3 separate regions of the Mus musculus genome follow, and regions 1 and 3 are each linked to region 2. Evidence: chromatin loops called from intact Hi-C (ENCODE). Cell type or tissue: heart. All regions are shown on one strand. Links, peaks and the distances in the headings refer to the core of each region. The heading gives the core; the rest is flanking DNA. Region 1 holds the start of Rnf10 (ring finger protein 10). Region 2 holds the start of Gatc (glutamyl-tRNA(Gln) amidotransferase, subunit C). Region 3 overlaps Coq5 (coenzyme Q5 methyltransferase).

The links. Hi-C counts contacts between places; a loop is a spot of excess contacts. Peaks named below come from ENCODE experiments on the same cell type or tissue, not always from the same donor. Only the 100,000 strongest peaks of a DNase experiment are listed, where the experiment ranks them.
Region 1: a loop joins it to region 2, with 2.7 times the contacts of the local background. A loop is called at or near these places in 13 of 42 quality-filtered maps.
Region 3: it touches region 2 in a loop (2.7-fold over the local background); 14 of 42 quality-filtered maps call a loop at or near these places.

The regions. Positions count from the first base shown.
Region 1 is chr5:115,268,820-115,279,370 of GRCm38, reverse strand. It overlaps Rnf10 (ring finger protein 10), which reads left to right and starts at 6,476. Exons shown (of 17, transcript NM_016698.2): 1 at 6,476-7,114. The coding sequence starts at 6,958. In heart, for the core only: a CTCF peak has its summit at 4,800 (motif pointing right); no DNase peak of the experiment used is centred there; H3K4me3 peaks cover 459 bases; H3K27ac peaks cover 562 bases.
Region 2 is chr5:115,336,681-115,347,231 of GRCm38, reverse strand. It overlaps Gatc (glutamyl-tRNA(Gln) amidotransferase, subunit C), which reads left to right and starts at 6,071. Exons shown (of 3, transcript NM_029645.3): 1 at 6,071-6,390. The coding sequence starts at 6,083. It overlaps Triap1 (TP53 regulated inhibitor of apoptosis 1), which reads right to left and starts at 6,001. Exons shown (of 2, transcript NM_026933.3): 1 at 5,815-6,001; 2 at 3,679-4,557. The coding sequence starts at 5,961. The coding sequence ends at 4,474. Cox6a1 (cytochrome c oxidase subunit 6A1) reads left to right here. Exons shown (of 3, transcript NM_007748.5): 3 at 1,306-1,580. The coding sequence ends at 1,389. In heart, for the core only: no CTCF peak of the experiment used is centred there; a DNase peak (open chromatin) is centred at 6,141; H3K4me3 peaks cover 2,500 bases; H3K27ac peaks cover 1,252 bases.
Region 3 is chr5:115,283,855-115,286,354 of GRCm38, reverse strand. It overlaps Coq5 (coenzyme Q5 methyltransferase), which reads right to left. Exons shown (of 7, transcript NM_026504.2): 3 at 1,743-1,964. Among named protein-coding and RNA genes, the nearest start is that of Coq5, 5.4 kb to the right of the region's middle. In heart, for the core only: a CTCF peak has its summit at 1,421 (motif pointing left); no DNase peak of the experiment used is centred there.

The sequences.
Region 1 (10,551 bases), core at 3,832-6,331, 67 kb after region 2:
TGCTCCCTCATGCCCTGCAACTTTTGTTTTCTGGTGCAGGAACTGGGTGAAATTGAGGCATGTTGTAAGTTAAAGATCAAAATTACATGATTTGAAAAAAAAATATATATATATGTATACACATATATGTGTATATATGTATATGTATATACACACATACATATATGTGTATATATGTATATGTATATACACACATACATATATGTGTATGTATGTATATGTGTGTGTATACATATGTGTGTGTATACATATATGTACACATACAAACATACATCTAAAGTAAAGTATATACACTTGTGTGTCTGTGGATGTATGTGAACGTGAGTGCAGCTGCCTGTGGAACCCAGAGATGTCAGATATCTTAAAACTGTAGTTTTAGGTGAATGAGCATAAGGATTTGGGTGCTGGTGACAAGCATTATAACTGATGAGTCAACCCCCCTGTGTGTGCCTCATGTGAATATATATATTTTTTAAAGCTGGAACTAGTTTACCTAGTCCAGAGTGTACTTGAACTCATAACATGCCTGGTTAAGTCAGACAGCACAAGCCTGAACTCCTCCCACATCGTTTTAGTGGCATCTGGAATGGTGTGCAGGTTCTAGTGCACACTTGAACAGTGCTGTGACACTAAACTCTACCCGAGTGCCTTTTAAATGTATTTAATTTTGGTTTGTTTGTTTTATGAGACAGGGTTTCTCTGTGTAGCCTTGGCTGTCCTGGAACTTGCTCTGTAGGCCAGGCTGACCTGGAACTCAGAAATCTGCCTGCCTCTGCCTCCCAACTGCTGGGATCAAAGGTGTGTGCCACCACCAACTGGTAGTATATTTAATTTTAAAATAAATAAATAATAATTAAATAAATTGTGTCTTTTTGATGTGTGTGTGTGCATGCACGCGTGTTCTCACACGTAGGCGTGCACATGCCAAGATCCATGTGTGGAGGTCAGGAGATGACTTTCAGGGGTCAGTTCTCCATGGCCCTGGGAATTGAACTCACATCCTCAGGCTTACAACTAAAGCACTGTGATCTACTGAGCCACCTTGCCAGCTCTTATCTTTTATGTTGAGATAGCATTTCACTAAGTTGGCAAGGCCTTGAACTCACTTTGTCACCTAGATACAGGCTTTGAACTTTTGATCTTCCTGGTAGGTGGGATTAAAGGCCTGTATCACTACACAGGGCCTTTAAAAATTTTTTTAAACTGAAGCCAGGCAGTGGTGGCGCATGCCTTTAATCCCAGCACTTGGGAGGCAGAGGTAGGCAGATTTCTGAGTTTGAGGCCAGCCTGTTCTATGGAGTGAGTTCCAGGACAGCTCGGGCTACACAGAAAAACCCTGTCTCAAAAAAACAAAACAAAAAAAATTGATTTTTTTTTATGGTCAAGATAACATATTACAGAACATCTTGTCCAAAGGCAAGTATAGAGATTGCTGAATTCTGCTTGAATGTTTCTGTTTTAAATCCCTTTTAAATGTATATTTTCTGTAAATATTTCACAAGGAGAAGATGCCAAGGATCCTAAGAAAGAAATTTTAAATGAAGAGTGTCTTCTCCATTCAGTATATCCTGACAGATGGACACCTCCTGCACTGGGATCCTCTGCCCCTCGCTTCCATTTTTATCAATGACAGAAGGAAGAAATTATTCATCCACACACTTAGCATTCTCGTGTCTTCATTCTGTGAAATAAAGTTTCACCACAGTATTTTAGAACTTGCTGTACTTCTGTTGTGTGTCAGAGTAGACCTTGGGATTTAGCTGTTCCTTCTGGACATCACACTACATTTTCCAACTGAAGCATGCTCTTCTCTCTCTCTCTCTCTCTCTCTCTCTCTCTCTCTCTCTCTCTCTCTCTCTCTGTGTGTGTGTGTGTGTGTGTGTGTGTCTTAGTCAGGGTTTTTATTCCTGCACAAACATCATGACCAAGAAAGCAAAGGGTTTATTCAGCTTACACTTCCACATAGATGTTCACCACCAAAAAGTCAGGACAGGAACTCACACAGGGCAGGAATCTGGAGGCAGGAGCTGATGCAGAGGCCATGGAGGGGTGCTGCTTACTGGCTTGCTCCCCATGACTTCCTCAGCCTGCTTTCTTGTAGAACCCAGGACCACCAGCCCAGAGATGGCCCCATCCACAATGGACCCTCCACTAATCTTGATCCCTAATTGAGAAATGCCTTACAGCTGGATCTCATGGAGGCATTTCCTCAAGGGAGGCTCCTTTCTCTGTGATAATTCCAGCTTGTGTCAAGTTGACACACAAAAAAGTGTGTGTGTGTGTGTGTGTGTGTGTGTGTGTGTGTGTAACTGTGAAGAATAACGAGTCCTAGACTTGATGGTGAAGCTCTGTAGCCCCAGCTACTTGAGCTGGGATGCTGAGGCGGGATAATTCCAAATTCTAGGTTAGCTCTGACACCACAGTGAGCCCCGTCTCAAAATAAAAAGTAGGAAACAGACTGAGGTATAATCTTTGCCTAGCATGTCCAAGCATGTCTAGATTCAATACCTACTATCCCTCGCCACATACAAACAAAAGCATAAAACCAAACAAGAACTACTAGAGATCATTATTTGGGAGGCCAAGGCAAGAATATTAAGAGTAGGAGGCCAGCCTTGGCTACATAGCGAGACTTTGTCTTAAAAACAAAACAAAAGAAGGGCAGTCTGCTTTGGTGGTGGTGCACACCTTCGATCCCAGCACTCAGAAGGCAGAGACAGGTGGCGTATGGCGCCAACCTGATCTACAGAGTGAGTTCCAGGACAGTCAGAGCTTCATAGCAGACACGCTGTCTCAGAAAAAAAAATACCAAAAGAACCAAACCAACAACAAATAAAATAAAAATCCAAAAAACAAAAAAACTTTCCCCCTGAAGTGCCCTCTACAACTTCCTTGTCCGTTTTGTTTTGTTTTGTTTTGTTTTGTTTTGTTTTGTTTTGTGTCTCTTCCAGGCAGGGGTTTCTCTGGGTATCCCTGGCTGTCGTGGAACCCAGGGTGGCTTCGAACTCAGAGATCCAGATCCACCTATCTCTGCCTCCTTAGTGCTGGGATTAAAGGCGTGCTCCCGCACAGCAGCCAGGGTGTTTACTTTTAGTTTAGTGTATGAGTGTTTGGCCTGCATGTATGCTAAATGATTCCATGCGTATCTGGTGCCCTCGGAGGCCAGAAGGGGGCGCCAGACACCTGAAACTGGAACTAGGAGTGGTTGTGAGCCACCCGAAGAGGATGCTGGTAACCAAATCCCGACAGCCAAAGGAACAAGCGCTCTTGACCACTGCGCTTCTCTCCAGCCTCGTTACAGGGGAATCTTTTTAAAGGATACTTGTAGGCCGCCGTGTGATAGCTCTGAGTGTTTCCTGCCAACCTGAAACAACCTGAATTTCATCCTGGTAGGAGAGAACTGACTTCCACAAGTTATCCTCTTACTGTACATGTGAACCATGGTATATACTCTTCCCATATGCGCGTGCGCGCGCGCGCACACGCACACGCGCACACACAAACACACGAGAGAGAGAGAGAGAGAGAGAGAGAGAGAGAGAGAGAGAGAGAGAGAGAGAGAGGAAACAAACAAAAAATAAATGCAACAATAAAAAAAGTTTTTACTGGTTATAGCGGTATACACCATTAATTACAGCATATTCAGGAGACACAAGCAGGTGGATCTTTGTAAGTCTGAGATTAGACTGGTTCTATAGAGAGTTCCAGGTCACCCAGGACTAAAAAGTGAGATCCTGTCAAAAACAAACAAAAACAAACTCCTTGGGGCCAGTGATGAAAGGAAAAGTATCACTCAGGACCCCCAAGACCAAGTTCTCAATTTTCAAAGGAGATTATTTCCTCCAGAGGGAGAGAGGGCAGGGATAAGGGACAAAGATAGGAAGGAGATAGAGGAAGAGGGAGAAGATGAAGGGAACAGGAAAGAGGGGGAGGGGCATTTGTCCCATAGGAAGAAGCCTTGCCTCTGGATAGAGAGGAGACAGACATGGCTCATAGGAAAATAGCAGATGCCTGGCAGTGATGGCACAGGCCTTAATCCCAGCACTTGGGAGGCAGAGGCAAGCAGATTTCTGAGTTTGAGGCCAGCCAGGTCTACAGAGTGAGTTCCAGGCCAGCCAGGGCTACACAAAGAAACCCTAGGTCGAAAACCCAAAAAAAAAAAAAAAAAAAAAAAAAGTAAAAATAAAAAAGAAAAAGAAAAGAAAAAGAAAATAGCAGTTTATAAAGGTAAAAGGGAAAACCCCATGTTAGGATGAGGCCTTTAACTTTAAGTGGGCGTGGGCATGTTAATTAGCTGAGCCAAAGGAGGCTTCTGATTTCTTCACTTCAATACTTTGATAGCTGGACCTTGGTAGTCAGCCTCAGGAGCAGGATGTGGCCAAATAAGGAAACAGACCTTGGGGGCTAGCTTTAGGAAGATAATTTCATGGTTTTTAGAAAGGCAGAAGGAATAGGGAGAGAAGGCAGGGCTTGCCAGAGCCATGCTCACCACACTCAGGCTAGCCAGAGTCCTTTCAGGTGAGATAGCTCAGCAATTAAGAACACTAGCTACTCTTCCAGAGGACCTGGGTTTGATTCCCAGAGCCTATATGGTGCTTTAATTCCAGTGCTGGGGTATACAATCCTCTCTTCTGGTATCTAGAGACACATGGCACAGACATACTAGCTGGTAAAACATGTGTAAACACAAAAATAAAATAACAACCAAAAAACTGAAAAATTATAGTTCCTTTTTAAAAATGGATTTATTTATTTTATATATGTGAGTACACTGTAGCTATCTTCAGACACACCAGAAGAGGGCAGTGGATCACCTTACAGATGGTTGTGAGCCACCATGTTTGTGATTTGGAATTGAGTTTAGGACCTCTGGAAAAGCATTCAGTGCTCTTAACCTCCGAGCCATCTCTCTAGCAAACCCCTCCCCCCCAAGTTATAGTTCTATGGATCTCCATGTCATTTTAAACTGATTCCTTCCATACTAAATAATATCTCATATACTATATGATAATAAGGAACCAAATAAGAGTCTGACTCCTGCTTTTTTCATTTTTCTTTCTTTCTTTTTTTCTTTTCTTTTCTTTCTTTTTTGCCCTGCCTCTGCCTCCCAAGTGCTGGGATTAAAGGTGTGCGCCACCACTGCCTGGCTTGGCCCGCACATTCTTGTTCCTTTCCCATTTATGATACTGAGGATCAAATCAGAACTTTGCCCATGCAAGGGCCCTGTGACTACACTACACTGTCTGCTTTTATTCTTTTTCTCTCTTATAAGGAACATGGTCTCACTATGTAGCACATGCTAGCCTTACACTCTGCACTTCCTGTCTCTGTTTATTTATTTATTTTTTTGAGACAAGGTTTTTCTGTGTAGCCCCAGCTGACCTGAAACTTGCTCTGTAGACCAGGCTGGCCTTGAACTCAGAGATCCACCTGCATCTGCCTCCTGAGTGCTGAGATTAAAGATGTGCACCACTGGCATCCGTCTTCTGTCTCTGCTTCTTGAGTATTAGTGATACAGGCATGAGCCACTCTAGTTCTCCTACATACACGATTGCTAAAATTCCACTCATCGGCTAGATGAGGTAGTAGCTTAGAGGTAGAAAACTAGATTGTGAGCATGGAGCTCTGGATTTGATCCCTAACAGCCCCCCCCCCCCAAATTCCATTCGTCCTGTGTGTGTCACATGACACAGCATTTCTAAGAAGTCCTCTTTTATCCCTCTCAAGCTGGGATGCTTTTCTATTGAAACGTGTTTGATTAGCATCTCCTTACTTAACTGTACTATGTTGTTTCTCTTTGTTGGTGTTTCGAATGTTGCTTCTTACCGATCTTTATATATGAATGTGGCATGCATACGTGTATGAAAAATCTTACACGTATGCACAGGTGTACATGGAGTTCTGAGGCTGCCATTGAGTGTTTTCCTCCAAGACTCTCCACATTCTTCACAGAATGGCTAGGTAGACTCACCATTTGAGCTAGTCTGGCTAGCCAGTTTGTTCTGGGAATTTCCAGATCTCTTGTCTCCGGTGCACCGGAATTGCAGGTGGGCCATCACACTCCACTTGGTTTTCTAAAAAATTTTGTGTATGGGTGTTTTGTCTATATGAGTATGTCTGTATACCACGTGTTTGCTTGGTATTGTAGGAGGCCAGACACCCACACATCTTTTTTTTAAAAAAAGAAAAAAATCCAAGCACTGGCGAGGAATATCTGTGAATTGGAAGCCAGACTGTTGCACACAAAGAGTTCAGGTCCCGTTAGGACTACAAAATGAAACATTGTCTCAAAAAGAAGGAACCCGCTAGGGAGGCGGGAAGGAAAAGAAACCTCGAACAGGGAAGAGAGAAAAAAAGCATTGGCAGGCACAAGCGGTCCCTCCCCTAGGACCCGGATGTAGGTAAAAGACTACACTTCCCAGAATGCACCACGCCCGCCTGGCAACTATATAAATAGTCCATCCGGGTTCTTGGAGATGCTGTTTGGCGACTCGTCGCCATTCCCGGAGCAGCTCGGCCTCGGCCCAGAGGCGAGTGTCGGTCGCTGTGTCGGAGACCCCGGTCCCCGGCACCGAGACAGCCAGCCCTCTCTCCTGCCCCGCGGCGGGAGAGCGTGTCCGGCCGGCCGGCGGGGCTCGCGACCCTCCCGCGCCTCCCTTTCCCCCGCAGCCTCTGCCCCGCCAGGCCCGGCCCGGACCTCCGAGCCCCGGCCTCCTCCTCCTCCTCCTCCTCGTCCTCGTCCTCCTCTTCGGTCACCGCCGCCTCTGGGCCCCACAACCCCACCTTGCCGCTTCTCCTTCCATTTTGAGAAGCTGAGGAAGGAAACAAGGAAAAATGTCGCCATGAAGGCCGAGAACCGCTGCCGCCGCCGACCCCCGCCGGCCCTGAACGCCATGAGCCTGGGTCCCCGCCGCGCCCGCTCCGCTCCGACCGCCGTCGCCGCCGAGGCCCCCTTTGATGCCGCAGAGCTCCCCCAGCGCCGCCGCCACCGCCTCCGACATGGACAAGAACAGCGGCTCCAACAGCTCCTCCGCCTCCTCGGGCAGCAGCAAAGGGCAACAGCCGCCCCGCTCCGCCTCGGCGGGGCCGGCCGGCGAGTCTAAACCCAAGAGTGGTAAGAGCCGGCGGGTCTGCCGGGTCACTTGGGGGAGGAGGGACAAACGACCCACCTTCCGCTTGCACTGACATCCAGTATTTACGGTTAAGCCGATCTGCGCTGCGTGGTTAATTTGGGCCCTTGCATTCATATTCAAAACAGCTGGCTGAAGTAGGCGCTATTCTTAGCCCCATTTTGCAGATGAGGGATCTGAGATTTTGGAAAGGGTTAAGGTCATCCAGGTGGCAAGCACCTCACAGAAGGCCTCAAGACCTGGCTTTGTGTGACTCACCGTCGGTCCAGGCTCTAAAACAATTGACTTTGTTTTCTCTTCTAGTGTCGGATTAGCTTTGGGTGGCATTCAAGTTTGAATAAGAGAGGGTGAGGCCCGAGGATTTTCAGACTTAAATCTGGCACCGGGTCTGCTCCTCTGTTTAAGAGGACTCATGTTGGGATGGCGTTGCTCGGCGTGATAGTAAAGCATGCAGACCCTGCATTCAGTTCATTTAGGTTCAGTCCTTGAGTTTGCTAATACACACTATTAAGTAAATGGGCTAAGCGCTTAGAGTACTTGACAACTTTTTGCCTAAATATTATGCCTGTTTGTGTGCGGTAGGTTATATGGGCTTGGCTTTCATGGTGTGTGTGTGTGTGTGTGTGTGTGTGTGTGTGAGAGAGAGAGTGATGTGTGTAGTCAGGCTTCTTAGTATTACTATAACATAATAATAATGATATTATTATAATAATATAATAATACTACTTACTGATTATGCACAAAGCACACGGGTAGGCTTTTAGGTGTGATAGCACTACTCTAATCGTTTAACCTGTCTAGCCAGGAGTTATTCCACCGCAGAGAATAAACTAGGCTGTGGATTAGGAGATGGCAGAATCCCGAGTCCAGCATTCTCCATCTTGTGTCAGAGCTGTGTACAAATCTCTTTTAAACTTTTACCATGTTGGCAGTATTTTTGAGATAGTAATTTTTTTTTCAATCAGTCTTTTGGTTTTTCGAGACAAGTTTCTCTTTGCATCCTTGCCTGTCCTGAAACTCACTCTATAGACCAGGCTGGCCTTGAACTCAGAGATCCACCTGCCTCTGCTTCTCAAGCACCTCCAAAATCTCAGACACAGCCAAGTTTCAGATTGTGGTTTAATTACAATGTTTCTCCTTCTCTTTCCTCCCTCCAAAGCTTCCTGTGTAACCTTCCGCTAATCTCCTTCATGTCCTTCTTTCACACATCTGTATGCATGTGCATATACATGTCAGCAAGCATGTGTATGAGTTCTATGCATATCCACCAGTGAACCTGAGCGTGGGGAGGAGCCTAGGAACCTGAACCCTACACAAAGAACTCCAGGAGACTTAGTAACACTGGGAGTGGGAGAGGGGGTCTCCTGGAAGAGCACACCCCGTAGTTTTCCAGTGCCAAACATCACTGGATGTATTTAGTGCAAAGATGTATGTGCAAGTAACTTTGTTTGGATTCCGCAGTGTGTTTTTGTGAGAGAGAGCATGTGTGACAGATGGGGAGCTTTGAGCTGACAGTCTAAGATTCAAAGAGCTGGACGGTATGGGTCAGTGGTAGAGACCTTGCCTAGAATATGCAAGGCCCTGGGTTTGATCCTTAGCATCCCCCCACCCCCCTCAAATTAAAGAGCAAAAAAAAAAAAAAAAAGCACTAAAATTATAAGGCTTACTGACTGAGAGTTTATCTGTAGGGTATGACAAACTCCATTACCAGGTCTACCTGAGGATGTGTAGAAGTTGCCTGTGTAACTTGGGTAGGGACCAGTTTTCGCTGTGATGTACCAGTGCTTTACTGTCTAAGCAGGTGTTAGTGTAACTCGCCTCTGAACCGTATAAACTGATTCTGGAGTTTTGCACATGTGTAGTTTTATTGTAAATCTTGGCTGTTGTTGGAGAGAGGTCTGAGGGTTTCTCAGAGTAATGGATGACTTCAGCCTTGCTTGTAGAGGTAATGCTAAGCTTTGGTTCTCCAAGAGTTCTCAACTTAAATTTTTTAGGGCCCTCCCTAAGTCAATAAAACATTCTTGCATGAGTCAGCTGCAATAAATGCTTTATTTATTGTTCAGTGAGCAGTAGGCCAAAGCTTGTGACATATCAGACAGCATAAGAGAGGGTAGTAGAGTTCAGTGAGGTAGGATGGCTTAGCAGTTAGAGTAGGTGTTCCACCTTTCCATGCCCTCTGAGAGGAAGGAAGAAAGACCTGACTTCACGCCCTTCCACCTGTACATCCTGCACCCACAGGATGGTGATACATTTAAAAGGTTAAGCAAGAGAACTGATGTGATGAAGGCTTTTTACCACATTCCTGACTGACCTTTTCTTTAATCTATTTTTCCCTACATGTGTTATTTTGGGTAGGTGGTCAGGCTTGGTGGCAGGCCCCTTGACCAGCTGGAACTATAGACAGGCAAGGCACCATCTTCGGGCCTGGCATTGATCCTCAGAAACACATCAGAACCCTAGTAAAACAATCACAGAACTATGAATGAAGCAGGGGCTAGAGAGTTAGCTCAGTGGGTACTTGTTGCTCCTACAGAAGGCTTGGGTTTAGTTCCCAGCTCCACAGTGCTGTGGAATTTGATACTGTCTTCTGCCTCCACAGTCATAAACATACATGTGTTGTGCAGCCAAACTTGCAAGCAAAGTACCATACACATAAAAAATAAAATAACCCGGGCGTGGTGGTCCACACTTTTAATCCCAGCACTTGGGAAGCCAGGCAGGCAGATCTTTTGAGTTTGAGGCCAGCCTGGTCTACAGAGCTAGGGTTACACAGAGAAACCTTGTCTAGAAAAACTAAGAAGAGTGAAAAGAAAGAAACTAAATGAAGGCTCCGAGTGTGTGGGGACAGCCTGTAATCCCAGCACTCACTGGCCGAAGCAGAGGATCAAGAGTTTGATGCTACCCTGGGCTACTGAGCAAGTTCCAGGGCTTCCTGGTCACATAGTAAGACTCTGTTGCCAACAACATGAGAAAGCATTGCCATTGAGAGGTCTGCTAGAGAAGGAGATGTGACTAAGATGTGCACGGAGCAGTGGGTAGTGTCAGGACTGTTTCAGAGTCCTGACTCGGAAGAATGGGATTGTGGAATGAAGATACCATTTCACTTTCTTTTGCCAACACAAAGAAAAACACACAAAATGTGTTTGGTTTCTGGAGACAGTTTCATGTCTCAGGAACCAGACCCCATTCTGCCTTGAGGTTCCTGAGGGGCCTGTGTTGGAGCTGTAGGTGTGTGTCACCACCATGGCTTAGCCTCTCCCTCCCTCGGCATCTGTAAGCTGTGGAAGTTTGTAAGTGGTCCTTTGCTTTCTAACTACATAAATATATCTGATATGTTTGTTTTCTGTGGCTAGCTTATGCTTGCTCTTCACTGGTATGCTGTCATAGGTAAATCTGACTACCAGGAGTTTCTTGATCTTTT
Region 2 (10,551 bases), core at 4,615-7,114:
CAGGCAGAGGCAAGAGGAGCGTTGTAAGTTTTTGATTAGACTGTTCTATTTAGTGTTCCAGGTTAGCTAGATAAGGAAACCCTGTTTCAGCAACCTTGCCAAGTCTGCCAGTGAGGGCTAGTCTCTTGGGATCCACTCTATAGGAGGACAGAACTTCTTCTTTTGTTTTTTTGGTTTTTTTTTTTTTTTGCGGGGGGGGGGGGGTTGGTTTTGTTTTGTTTTGTTTTTTGAAACGGGGTTTCTCTGTGTAGCCCCGGCTGTCCTGGAACTCACTCTGTAGACCAGGCTGGCCTCGAACTCAGAAATTTGCCTGCCTCTGCCTCCCAAGTGCTGGGATTAAAGGCGTGTGCCACCACTGCCTGGCTGAGATTTATTTTTATGAGTGCACTGTAGCTGTCTTCAGACACACAGGAAGAGGGCATCAGATCCCATCACAGATGGTTGTGAGCCACCATGTGGTTGATGGGAATTGAACTCAGGACCTTTGGAAGAGCAGTCAGTGCTCTTAGCTGCTGAGTCATCTCTCTAGCCTGAGTTAGTCTTTTTTTAAAAAGGTAGTGAGCAAAAGGATTGAATTTAGGTCGCAGTTTTCTAGTCCTTCTGCAACCTCTGTTCTTCTAGGAGCTCTGGAATAGCAGTCAGTGTGTGTGCACACGCATATGTGCACGTGAGTGCAGGTGTTTGTGTCACAGTTGTGAGTCACCTCATCTGAAGTTTGGGAGAATTTTGAAGGAACAGATCTTATCCACTGAGCCACCTTTCCAACATCTTATGTTAAGATTTATTTTCTTTTAAATTATTTGTGTGTGTGTGCACATGAGAAGAGGGCTTCAGATCCCCTAGAGCTGGAGTAGTAGCAGATGTGAGCTGCCAGCCGTGGATGGGTGATAGTCACGTGCAGAACAACAGATGCTCTTACCTGCTGAGCCATCCCCTTCCTCGGGGAGCTACCTTGCGCTTGCTTGTCTTACCATCTACTTCGAAGGAGAGATGGCTCAGTGGTGTTAGAGCACTGGCTGCTTCTCCAGGGGTCCTGAGTTCAATTCCCAGCAACCACATGGCAGCTCATAACCATCTGTAATGGGATCTGAATCCTTCTTTTGTGAAGACAGAGTACTTATACATAATTACAGAAATAAATTAAAGTTACATTAAAAAAAATAAGAAAAAGCTCTGGGAAAGTTGACATTTTTATGTCAGTAAATCTATGCCAGTAAAGGCACATTTCCATTTTGATTTTATGTATTACCTCTTTCGATTCTGAGCATTTTCTGGAAATAACTAATTGACATCTTCGCTCCGCAGCCCTTCCCCTGGGGAGACGGTAACCATACCCTCTTCCACAACCCTCATGTGAACCCACTTCCGACCGGCTATGAAGATGAGTAAAGAGAACCTGGCCTCCCCCAGGCAACAAAGGGACCACAGCACTGGTTTTGGACCCTTACTCTGTGTGGACCACGAAAACCCTTTGGATGCTAAGCTCGTGTCTCCTTTCCTCAGATGGCGACCATTACTCTGATCTTCCATCCCTTCTGCTTGTAAGAGGAGATGCCTTAAATAAATAACTTAAACTCAGATGGTCCGTGAGCTGGACGGTACGATTTTATTCTCAGACACTGACATTGCTTTGCTGTTTTGCAGTGGTTCAGATCTGGTTTAGCTGACCGAATACCGTTTCTAGCTGGCTCCCTGCTGGTTTCTTGTGCTTAGCATGGGTAGAGAGCTAAATGACTAAGAGCAGAGAGAGGTAGAGTTACCATTGGGATGGGCTCCCTGACAGACAGTGGATGATCAATAGAATTGCCGCTGATTACCATCTGTAACACATGCGTGACAACTTCAAAGACTGGGCTGCATTGCAGGTTTCAGGTCAGTCCAGGCTGCACAGACCCTGAACAAAGTACATGAGCTTTAGTCAGCTCTTCTCGTCACAGCAGCTCCTGTTGCAATCTACAAAAGGAGCTGAGTTCTTACCTTTAGGAAAAGAATTTCTCAGGCAGACAGCGATGGTGCGTGCTTTAATCCCAGCACTTAGGCAGAGGCAGGCAGAGCTCCAAGATCAAGGACAGCATGGTCTACACAGCGAATTCCAGGCCAGCCAGGGCTACAAGGGAAACCCTGTCTAGGAAAACCAACAACACAGCAGTGGTAGTTACCAGACAACAGCATCGCCATCAGTTGCCCATCAAATGGAAGACCTTTAAGAGGCTGAAGTCAGGATGAGTGATCATGCTACTCTGAGCAGTTCTAGTGTCGGATACGGTGTAAAGCAAGGAGTCTGAGTAGCTGCTCTTGAACTCCTAGGCTGTCGCCCCACCTTCACCATGGATAGTAGCCATGTTAAGGTGTGTGCAGTGCCATTATTTCAGTGACTCTCAAGTCTATTCTGAAAGGTTAAGTCTTTCTCACCATAGTGGAAAATGATTGCTAGCCCCCACCACCCCCACAAAAGACCTCTGGTACTTGAGAAGAGTAATCTGAGGCCAGAGGATGCCAGAGGAGGGCCACAGTTCAAAGCCACCCTGGCTCAGCCCGTGGTAGTGCTAGCTGCTGAGCCTGATGGCCAGAGTTTGATGCCCAGGAAGTGCACGCTGGAAGGAGGGGAGGGACTGATGTGAGCACACATGAATAATGACTGCTACCCCAGTGTGATTGGAATGAGAATGGCCTCATCAGTACATAGGTTTAAATCCCTGGTTGGTAGGACTATCTGGGAAGCATGGGCTTGTTGGAGATAAGTCACTGGGGGCAGGCAGGCAGGCCCTGAAGTTTTAATCAGTCCATTTTCAATCTGCTCGCTCGCTCGCCTTGTGTCTATGGATCAGCACTGAAGTCCTCAGCTACTGCTCCAGCTTCATGCCTGCCTATCTGCTGCCATTTCCCTGACATGATCATGGAGCTGTGAGTCTCAAACTTTTACAAGTGGCCTTAGTGACGGTGTCTTCATAGCAATAGAAAAGTAACTGAGACCCCCCACAGTGTGGCCTCACACACCTATAATCTTGGGAGGTGGAGGCAGAGGATCAAGAGTTCATCAGCCCGGCCTATATGAAACCTTGCCTTGAACAAAAATGGTCCTGGGATGTAGCTCAGGTGATAAACGCTGGAGTGCAGGAAATCCTGGGTTTGACCTCAGTAGCACAGAAATCAGGTATGACGGGTGACCTGAGCTACATTCCAAGGACTCTCATAGAAGGCTAAGAAATCTCTTGTGATCTTTTAGACAATGACCCTTAACCAGTTGAAAAATATGGATATTTTTTGATAGCCACATTTTTCTAAAAATTAAAATGTTTTGAAATGGCATTAGGGTTGGCCAAATGAAGATGAAGTAGTACTTAGCAACCCAGAGTGCAAACCTTTTGTCCAACAGCTCTCACCTCTTTATGGATATACTAAGTCCTGGTCAAGGTAGGCTGCTGTGAGGACCACCTACCGTTGTTCTGAGACCACAATACATAACATTTAAAGGAGCCATTTATACAGGTGAGCATGTGTGATCCGGCAGGTTGTCCGCAGAGGCAGGCCTGAAAGTCAGATTTCTAATCTAAGTGCTGACCTAGACTTAATTAAACAAATCAAGTTACAGGGCAAGCCGGCTCTGCAACGAAATGAGATGCCTGGGGCAACGGGACATAAATGCTCAATAAAGTGCAGGGTTTTGGGAGCAAAGAGTAAAGTTTGAATTTTAAGATTTATTTCATTTCATGATTACAGCCTTAGGGCATGGTAAGCAAACAAAAATCAGTAAGCACCTTTCCCCCACTTAGCCAGGCGCACCCCCCTTTTATGTGATCTGCACACTGACTTGAACTCGTGGAGTTGAAAGTTAGCCACAGCAAACCTGGGACGCAGGTGACTCTTGCACGGCCACCCCAGGGGTTGGAGCTGTGAGCAGCAAGGCTTGTGAGCTCCAAAGTTGGTGTTTATGTCATTTCTGAAGATTCTGAATGGTAAGCTGACACCTCATTAAGGCAAGAGCTCCGCAAAGCTGTCTTTTTCCATAACCCAGGCCACCAGCAGTTGGAAGTGTTATTATAAAACTACAATCATGTTTCCAAGCAGTGATTGAATGGGTTGTGTCCGCATCCCTTTTCAGAGCATCCCTGAGAGGAAAAAGAGGTCCCGACCGAGCCCCATGAGCAATGCCTCCCATAGTTCACCCAGGTCCTCCGCAGCAAATGCTGCCATCCTTAATCCTGACCAGTTTACCATACTCATATCCAAGGACCAGTTAAAGCTGATGCCAGACCATAGTTTGCAACCATAACCCCAAGAAGCTGGTCCGCTGTGGCACGAGGGGTTCTTCAGGATGCCAGCAAAGGTGAAGTTGCCTCAAAGCAGGAATGACAGCTTCAGAATGGAGGAGAACACCTTTAACATCTTGGAATCCCATGCCAGCTTCACAGCCTTCCCTGACAGAATCCAGAAGCCTCTCACTTTACTGATGTCTTCCAAGTGGCAGGCAGGTCAAGAGGAGTTTTCAGGCTTTTCTTTGCCATGGCCCATGAACTCCAGGCCTTCAATAGGAATCTCTTTCTCCTTGATTGCTTTCTAAAGGAGGAAGAAAATGCACTATCAGTCCATGATAGCTTGCAGTCCATGTTTTGTGACAGGTGTAATGGTACAGAGGTAAACCAGACTGAACTGGACGGGCTTGAAACCCACCATTCAAGGCATGCACCACCACTGCCCAGCTGGGCACCCTTTTTTTGAGGCAAGGTCTCATTCTGTAACCCTGGCTATTCTGGGACCCACACACCCTGCCTGCCTCTGAATCCTAGGATTAAAAGTGAGTACGGCTTAGTCCTGTTTTAACAAAACAGTGCCACTGTACAGACTGTAATGTAAGTCCTGTGTGGTATGAACACCTGCTCTTGGGAGGTGAGGCCTGAAGGTCAGTTCAGGTGCCTATCTCTATCTTAGTGACAGTGTTCACTCCGAATCGGCTCTGTGACCTTGAGTTACCATCCCTGTCTGAGAACTGACTAAAGGTAGCTTCTGGAATGGAGAGGTAGTTTTAGGTTAAGTTTGAAGTGCTGGTCTGAAATCAAATCTTACTGGCTACAACAGGTAATTGGCGGAGGAAAACAGAGCAATGAAAAGATCGCAACAAAACAGGCGACCTCTGCAATGCCTTACCTTAGGTCTAGAAAACTGTGAACACCATCCACTCCTAATAACAATGAAATGACGCACCACCAAAATAAGCAAGGTCATCAGACTCTAGTTCCTTTGAACCATTCACTTCCTATTTCTGACTGCTAGTTTTTCCATGTGTAAAATATAGATAATAGAAAAAAATAGATAGATAGATAGATAGATAATAGAACGCCTTGTCACCAAGACTAGTGACCTGAACTTTATTCCCAGAACCCATATAAATGTGAAAGGAGTAATCTGACTCCCGGAAGTTGTCTCCACCCTTATTGCAGACGCGAACACATTTTTTTTTTTTTTTCTGGAGACCGGGTTTTTCTGTATATCCCTGGCTGTCCTGGAACTCACTCTGTAGACCAGGCTGGCCCCGAGCTCAGAGATCCGCCTGCCCCTGCCTCCCGTGCGCTAGGACATTAAAGGTGTGCGCCACCTCCGCCCGGCCACGCCAATTTTTTAAAGATACGGATGATAGCTACTTGCACGTTTGGAATGAATCCCAAATAAATGAGCAATAACAACAAAATACTAATGTACTCTGTATAAAGCAAAGTACCGCAAAGGCATCCCGGTGTGTCAAGTGGAGACAGCCTGGCGGTTTCGGGGGATGGCCGAGGAGGGCAGGCTGCTGCGGCGAGGCCGGGCGAGACTCACCTGCACGCACTGCTGGTAGCGTTTGAAGAGGTCGGTGCACGGGTCCCCGGAGCCGTCCCCTTTGAGGAACTTCTCAGCAAACCAGCGGTTGAAGCACTGGTCGTACTCGCGCTTCATGTCAGTGCAAGCCTCCCCGACGCTGTTCATGGCGGTGATGGCAGCTGCGGTGACGGCGACGCATTCTGATGTCGTCACACACCCCCTCACCCCCACCCCGCGCGCGCGCCGCCCTACCGTCTGTCCCTACGGGGGCCGAGAAGCAAAAGAAATGTGGTCACGGGCCGCGAGTGTGCGATTTCGGGCCCCGCTGGACGCGGGCCGAAGCTTTGCTTCCAAAGCGAATCCACAGGGAAAGGTCCAGGCGGCGGGGCTGGGGACCCAGGCTCCACGTCTCGTCCCCCAGGGCAGCGGTCGCGTGTCCCCCGCGGTAATCGAGCATCTGGAGCGACTGGCGCTGGTGAACTTCGGCAGCCGCGAGGCGGTGGACCGGCTAGAGAAAGCCATCGCCTTTGCGGATCAGCTGCACGCCGTGGACACTGACGGTGTGGAGCCCCTAGAGTCGGTACTGGAGGACAGGTAAACTCCCGGCTGCGGTCTCGGACCTTTGAGGCTGTTTCAGGTCCTTTGCATAATTGGAAATTTGTCCAGTCTCCGCGAGGATGGCTTCACTCTTCCCCTAGTTCATTATTGATCCTGTCACTCTCGTTTACAACCCTCTAGTCTTCTCAGTCTCGATGTAAATAGGAACCAAGTCCGAGAATCCCTTACTTCAAAGAGCCCTTTACCCGCCCTCTCGGGGGTGCTGTCCCCTCAGTACCCTCCAGCCTAGACTGGCTTACAAACCAGGTTTATTTCCTTAAAGTGTTTTCACTTGCCTTCCTGAGCATCTGATTAAATATCTGAAGAAGTCAAACACTATTTATATGTATAACCTCAAGTCAGTTCATATGCTAATTACGAGATATCCAAATAACAAGTTATGGCTTTTTTTTTTTTTTTAAGACAGAATCTGGCTAAAATTTCGCGGAATGGCTTTGAACCCAAGGTTATCTTGCTGTGTTACCACCCATTGCATTGGTTTCATGAAGTCACTGAAATGCTTTGCAAAGTTTAAATCTTGTTAGTCTCCTGTCCTTCTCACCTTCGGGTCTTTGATCTGATGCTCAGATCCAGAGAGGTTAACACTATTTGCCTAATATTACCCAGTAATTCACATCAGATACCTGATGTCATTTTCCCACCCAAGATCTTCACGACACGTGCTCGTGGTCTTCAGGTCCTCAGGTCCTCGGCTGTCACAGCCCCTCCCCATCTCTCCAAGCTAACACTGTCAAGTTCTTTCAGCTTCTTGACTTCTCCCTCCCTGTTACTTTTTTCCCCACAATTTTCAGTCCTTGCTTTTTACCAGCTCCTTATCCCACCTACTTCTCCTCTCTTAAGTTGTCGACTGCCATTAATTCTTTTATTCCTTTATACAGTAAAAAATATATGGTTCTACTGGTATTCAAAAGCGCTGCTAATCACAGCATATCTACTTAAATGTTAGTTCTCTGCCTTCCCCCTTCTGTTTATCCAAATAGCATGAATCATGTTTGGATTTTTTTTTCTTTTGTCTAGCACTGAGTAAATACTTGGGAAATGCTCAAATAAACATCTCATTAATTTATTTGGGGGAGAGAATAGAATTAAAGAGCCAGCAGTGGTGGTGGTGGTAGTGGGTTCAGCGGGTAAGGGCAATTGCTACCAATTCTGATGATCTTAGTCTGCTCCTTAAGACCCACATGGTGGAGGCAGAAAATAGACTCTAACAAGTTTTCCTCTGACCTCCCCAGGCACACTATAGTACATACCTCTGCCACATACAAAATTTTAGAATTGTAATTTTTTTCAAGAGTCAGGATTTCCTGTCTTCTAGGAGAAACTAAAGAAATGCAGTTGCTACAAAGGGAGGAGTCAAAAACAAACAAACAAAAAAAAAAGACAAGAAGTATTTTTGTCATGGTGTGGATCAAATTTGAGCTTGTCATTCAGTGGCCTGAATTTCTTACCATAAATTATGTCGTTTTAGGTTAATGAACCCGACAAGTCATTTTAATATGACATTTATAGGACTTCAAAAAAATAGGCCTCATGAATCCCAGCATCTCAGGCCAGACTTGAATGTGCTTTTAATCTTTAAATGTATGTGCCTGCAAGTCTATGCCTATGTGTGCAGGAATCCACAGGTTGGAAGGGGGTGCCTGTGAGAGCTCCCAGAGCAGTTTCAGGAAGTGTGAACTTCCATGTTGGTACAAGGAACGAAACCCAGACCCTCTGTAATAGCTAAATGCTCTTAGCTCATGAGCCATCTCTTGAGCCCCTGACTTGTTTTTTGTTTGTTTGGAGACAGGGTTTCTCTGTGTAGCCCTGGCTGTCCTGGAACTCACTTTGTAGACCAGGCTGTCCTCGAACTCAGAAATCCGCCTGCCTCTGCCTCCCGAGTGCTGGGATTAAAGGTGTGCGCCACCACGCCTGGTGACTTGAGTGTTTTAAATGCTTGTCTGAACTCAAAACATCCTAGTGATCCATAGGTGATCAGCAGTCTTAGGCAACAGCCATGATTGCAGCCAAAGCCCCGACTGGCTAGTAGAAGTCTGTCTACACATTTACAATGTATTATTTGGGTTGATCTACAAAGCCTTAGTGTGGCAGTGCCTTGGGCTAGGAGTTTGTGTCCAGTTATCTTATACAACTTATATGACTTCTGAGGTAGAGTGCCAGTTTCATACAAGAAGCAGGCTTAGAATTTCACAAGAAAAGCCAGGACCTGGGACTCAACCCTGTAACTCTCAAGTAATGCTGTGACAGGCCATGTAGTAACTCCTAAATACCCCTTTTGCCGTCTTAGCAAATCCAGAGACCAGCTTCACTAACATCTCACTGCAGCCAAATACTTCAACACTTTATTAAAACAAAAACTAGATGGCTCTGTGGATAAAGGCACCTGCTGCCAAGCCTGATGATCGTAGCTCAAACCCCGAGTCCCACGTCACATGGTGGAAGGAGAGAACCGACTCCTCCAAGTTGTCCAGATCCCCATATATGCACTGTTGCGCGTGTGCACACACACACACAAATTTTAAAAACAAGTTTTTCTTTTTTAAAAAAAATTTTTTATTTTATGTAAGTACACTGTAACTGTCTTCAGACACACCAGAAGAGGGCATCGGATCCTGTTACAGATGGTTGTGAGCCACCATGTGGTTGCTGGGAATTGAACTCAGGACCTCTGGAAGAGCAGTCAGTGCTCTTAACCGCTGAGCCATCTCTCCAGCCTCATCAAGCCTTTTGCAAAGGAAGTATTCTACCTTTGAGCTGTAACTCTAGCTTCCTAATATCTGGAATAAGTCAGCCAAGCTCTCATTCTAAGTCTGTAGCAAAGTGAAAACAGAAATGGGAGGGGAAAGTTTTGCAGATACAAGTTGTAGTGCAAAGCAACCAGGGAGTCACCGAAGCAAAGTGATCCAACTGTTGTACAGTTCAAGATCAGAAGCAAAGCCCCCCTCCTCTCTGCTGCTAAGAACTTCCTGTTACTGGGGTAAATCGCTGTCCACAGTTATAGGTGGAGATAAGTAGTTCGTAACCCCTTTTCAACCAGGATTCCTCATTGGGACTAGGATGCAGAAAGAATTAGTTTTCATTCCTCACAGGAAAGTGCATAGCTTATGTTAGCCTAGATGCCAAGGTTATGGAAATGGATATCTTAAAGAGCATTAAAACTCACTGTGAAGAATCCTGGTAAAGACGACAGGTACTTAGTAAACAACTGGCCTGAAACTGCCCATGGTGGCTCAAACCCATAATTGTAGGACTTGGGATGCTCCAGCAAGACTGATGCAAGCTTTGAGTTTCGTCAATGATTAAAGGAGACCACGTTTCCCAAAAAACAGATAGAGGCTGGAGATGACTTAGTTAAGAACATATGCTGCAGCTCTTGCAACGAGGACCCCCAGATTGAGTCCCAACACCCACGTTAGGTGGCTCACAGCCACCCACAATTCCAGCGTCTCCCAAGGCAAGGGCGCTCAGACCCCCTCACATATACCCAACTAAAAACTATTTTTGAAAAACCTTCTGGGGCTGGAGAAGATGGCTCAGGGGTTAGGAGCACTGACTGCCTTTCCAGAGGACCTAGGTTCAATTCCCAGCACCCACATGGTAGCTAACAATTCTCTGTAATTCTAACTACAAGGGAATCCAATGCCTTCTTCTGGCCTCTATGGGTACAAGCACACAGGGGAAACCTCCAATCATGTAAAATAAAAATCTCATAGATGAATGCCCCAAGGCCAGTAAGCATGAAGTCCTTGGCTGGTTCCTCGGCACTACCAAAGCCAAACAAAACTGTCCCTTCCTCAAGCCCAGCCAGGCCTGTTTAGCACTTTAGATTGTGAAGTTGCTGCAAAAACGCTGGCCCAGGACTGTGGCGCCAGTGTTTGCATTTCCCTTTTTTTTTTTTTTTTTTTTTTTGCTTTTTCGAGACAGGGTTTCTGTGTGTAGCCCTGGCTGTCCTAAAACTCACTCTGTAGACCAGGCTGGCCTCTAACTCAGAAATCCACCTGCCTCTGCCTCCTAAGTGCTGGGATTAAAAGCGTGCGCCACCACCACCGGGCTGCATTTCCCTTTTTAAGACAGAATTTCACTGTGTTTGTTGTGGAACACTAACAGTATGATGTGGCTGCTGCTGTCCTGAACTAT
Region 3 (2,500 bases), core at 1-2,500, 56 kb after region 2:
AAAAGAAAAAAAAGAAGGGCTGGAGAGATGGCTCAGTGGTTAAGAGTGGTTGGCTGCTCTTCCAAAGGTCCTGAGTTCAGTTTTTTGTTTTGTTTTGTTTTTTGTTTTTTTTTTTTTTTTTTTTTTTACAATCAAAAATTTAATAACAAAGATACTATTTCCAACATGGTCAAATATACACAGCTAAGCCCAGAGTTAAAAAAAAATGTATCCAGCTCAACAGTACAGTCAGACAATTTTGTACAGAACATTCAAAAGATCAACAGAAAATACAGGAGCACAAAAGTAAAAAAAATATTTAAAGAGAATCTCTAAGCAGCATTTTCTTCCTGCAAAACAGACATAGACCTTGTACTGATTAAATATCTACAAGTGCTTTTCCTTTACAAAAATACATAAGATTCTTAATAGACTAAGTCATTAACAATGACCTGGTAATTCTTTCAATTTGAATGATTCATAAGCTAAATCTTACAACCACGTTTTTTGTTTTTTTGAGACAGGATTTCTCTGTATACCCCTGGCTATCCTGGAACTCACTATGTAGACCAGGCTGGCCTTGAACTCAGAAATCCGCCTGCCTCTGCCTCCCGAGTGCTGGGATTAAAGGCTTGCGCCACCATGCTCGGCCTAGGTCCTGAGTTCAAATACCAGGAACCACATGGTGGCTCACAACCATCCTTAATGAGATCTGATGCCCTCTTCTGGGGTGTCTGGAGATAGATACAGTGTACTTACATATAATAAATAAATATTTTAAAAACAAACAAAGAAAGAGAAAACTGTATGACTTCAGAAGATCCTGCTATGAGTTCAAGGCCAGCCTGGTCTACAGAGTAAGCTCCAGGTTAGTCAAGGCTATACACAGAGTTAAGATACTGTCTCAACACAAAATAAAACAAAACAACAACAACAACAAACTTGAAAAAGAAGATTCTTAGGACTAGTGAGATGGCTCAGTGGGTAAAGGTGACTGCTGCCAACCCTGATGATATGAGTTTGATCCCCAAAACTAATTCCCACAAATTGTCTCTGACCTCCACAGGAGTGCTACAGCATCAGCATAGTTCATGTCCCCTTTCTCCATTAAATAAAAACTGTAATTAAAAAATAATTGCCGGGCGTGGTGGCGCATGCCTTTAATCCCAGCACTCGGGAGGCAGAGGCAGGCGAATTTCTGAGTTCGAGGCCAGCCTGGTCTACAAAGTGAGTTCCAGGACAGCCAGGGCTACACAGAGAAACCCTGTCTCAAAAGACCAAAAACCAAAAACCAAAAAAAAAAAAAAAAAAATGAAAAATGGCTGGAGAAATGGCCCAGCAGTTAAGAGCACTGGCTGGTCTAGAGGACCTGAGTTTGAGTCCCAACATGCAGTTGGCTTACAATCCTCTGTCACTCCAGTCCTAGGAGATCTGATGCCCTCTTCTGGCCTCTGTAGGCACCAGGCACCTCAGGCTGCAGAGACACATATGCAGGTTAAACACCAGACACATTAAAAAAAGATCATAACGGAAAAGAAGATCCTTGAGCTCTGGGGCCACACAAGGCTGCTGGTCAAGCTCAGCGTGTGGCTCCAGTTCTGGGGCACACCTACGAGCTGTGCTAAGCACACACACCATCTTCAGCTGCTGCTGACTGCTCACACTTCCACAAGCTGGAGCACTTGACAGTTCAGCACCCGACGGGCACCTCTTACTGTACACACACGCAGACAGACGCTGCCCGTGTCTGCCGGGGGACTCACCAGCTGTGTGTCCTTGGTCCAAGGCCTTCTGCTTCCCAACCTTTAGCATCTCCCTGTTGATGTCACAGACCGTGGCAAGTGAACCTCCCAAGGAATCCTCTTCATTCTGGTACTTTTTGGCAATTTCTTCCCAGGATAGGTTTTGCTGAGTCCTTAGCTGTCTCCTCTGTCTCCTCTGATGTTGTGCCTGAACGTAACTAAGGAACCGGAACGCAATGTCACCTGCGGGAAGCCAACAGAAGGAAAGAAGATGCAAACAAAACCAAGCAAACGGTCTCCCAAGCCCCTAAGAGTGATAAGAGGCCAAGAAGGGATACGTGAGGATGGACGTTTCTACTCCTTTCATTCCCATCTGACAATGTCTATGTTGTCCTTGAGGCTGGCCTTCAACTCCTGATCCTCCCGCTATGATCTCCTGAGCTGATTACAGATGCATGCTCCCATTCCTGACTCAGTGGTTAAGAGCACTGACTGCTCTTCCAGAGGTCCTGAGTTCAATTCCCAGCAACCACATGGTGCCTCACAACCATCTGTAATGGGATCTGATGCCCTCTTGTCCCACGCAGGTGCATGGAGATACAGCACTCATATATATACAATAAATCTTTAAAGAAAAGAAAAGCTCCAGGCACACCAGGGTTGGTGGCACACGCCTTTGATCCCAGCACTTGGGAGGCAGAGGCAAGTGAATCTTTGTGAGTTCGAGGCCAACCTGGTCTACACAGTGAGTCCCAGGACAGCTAGAGCTACACAGAGAA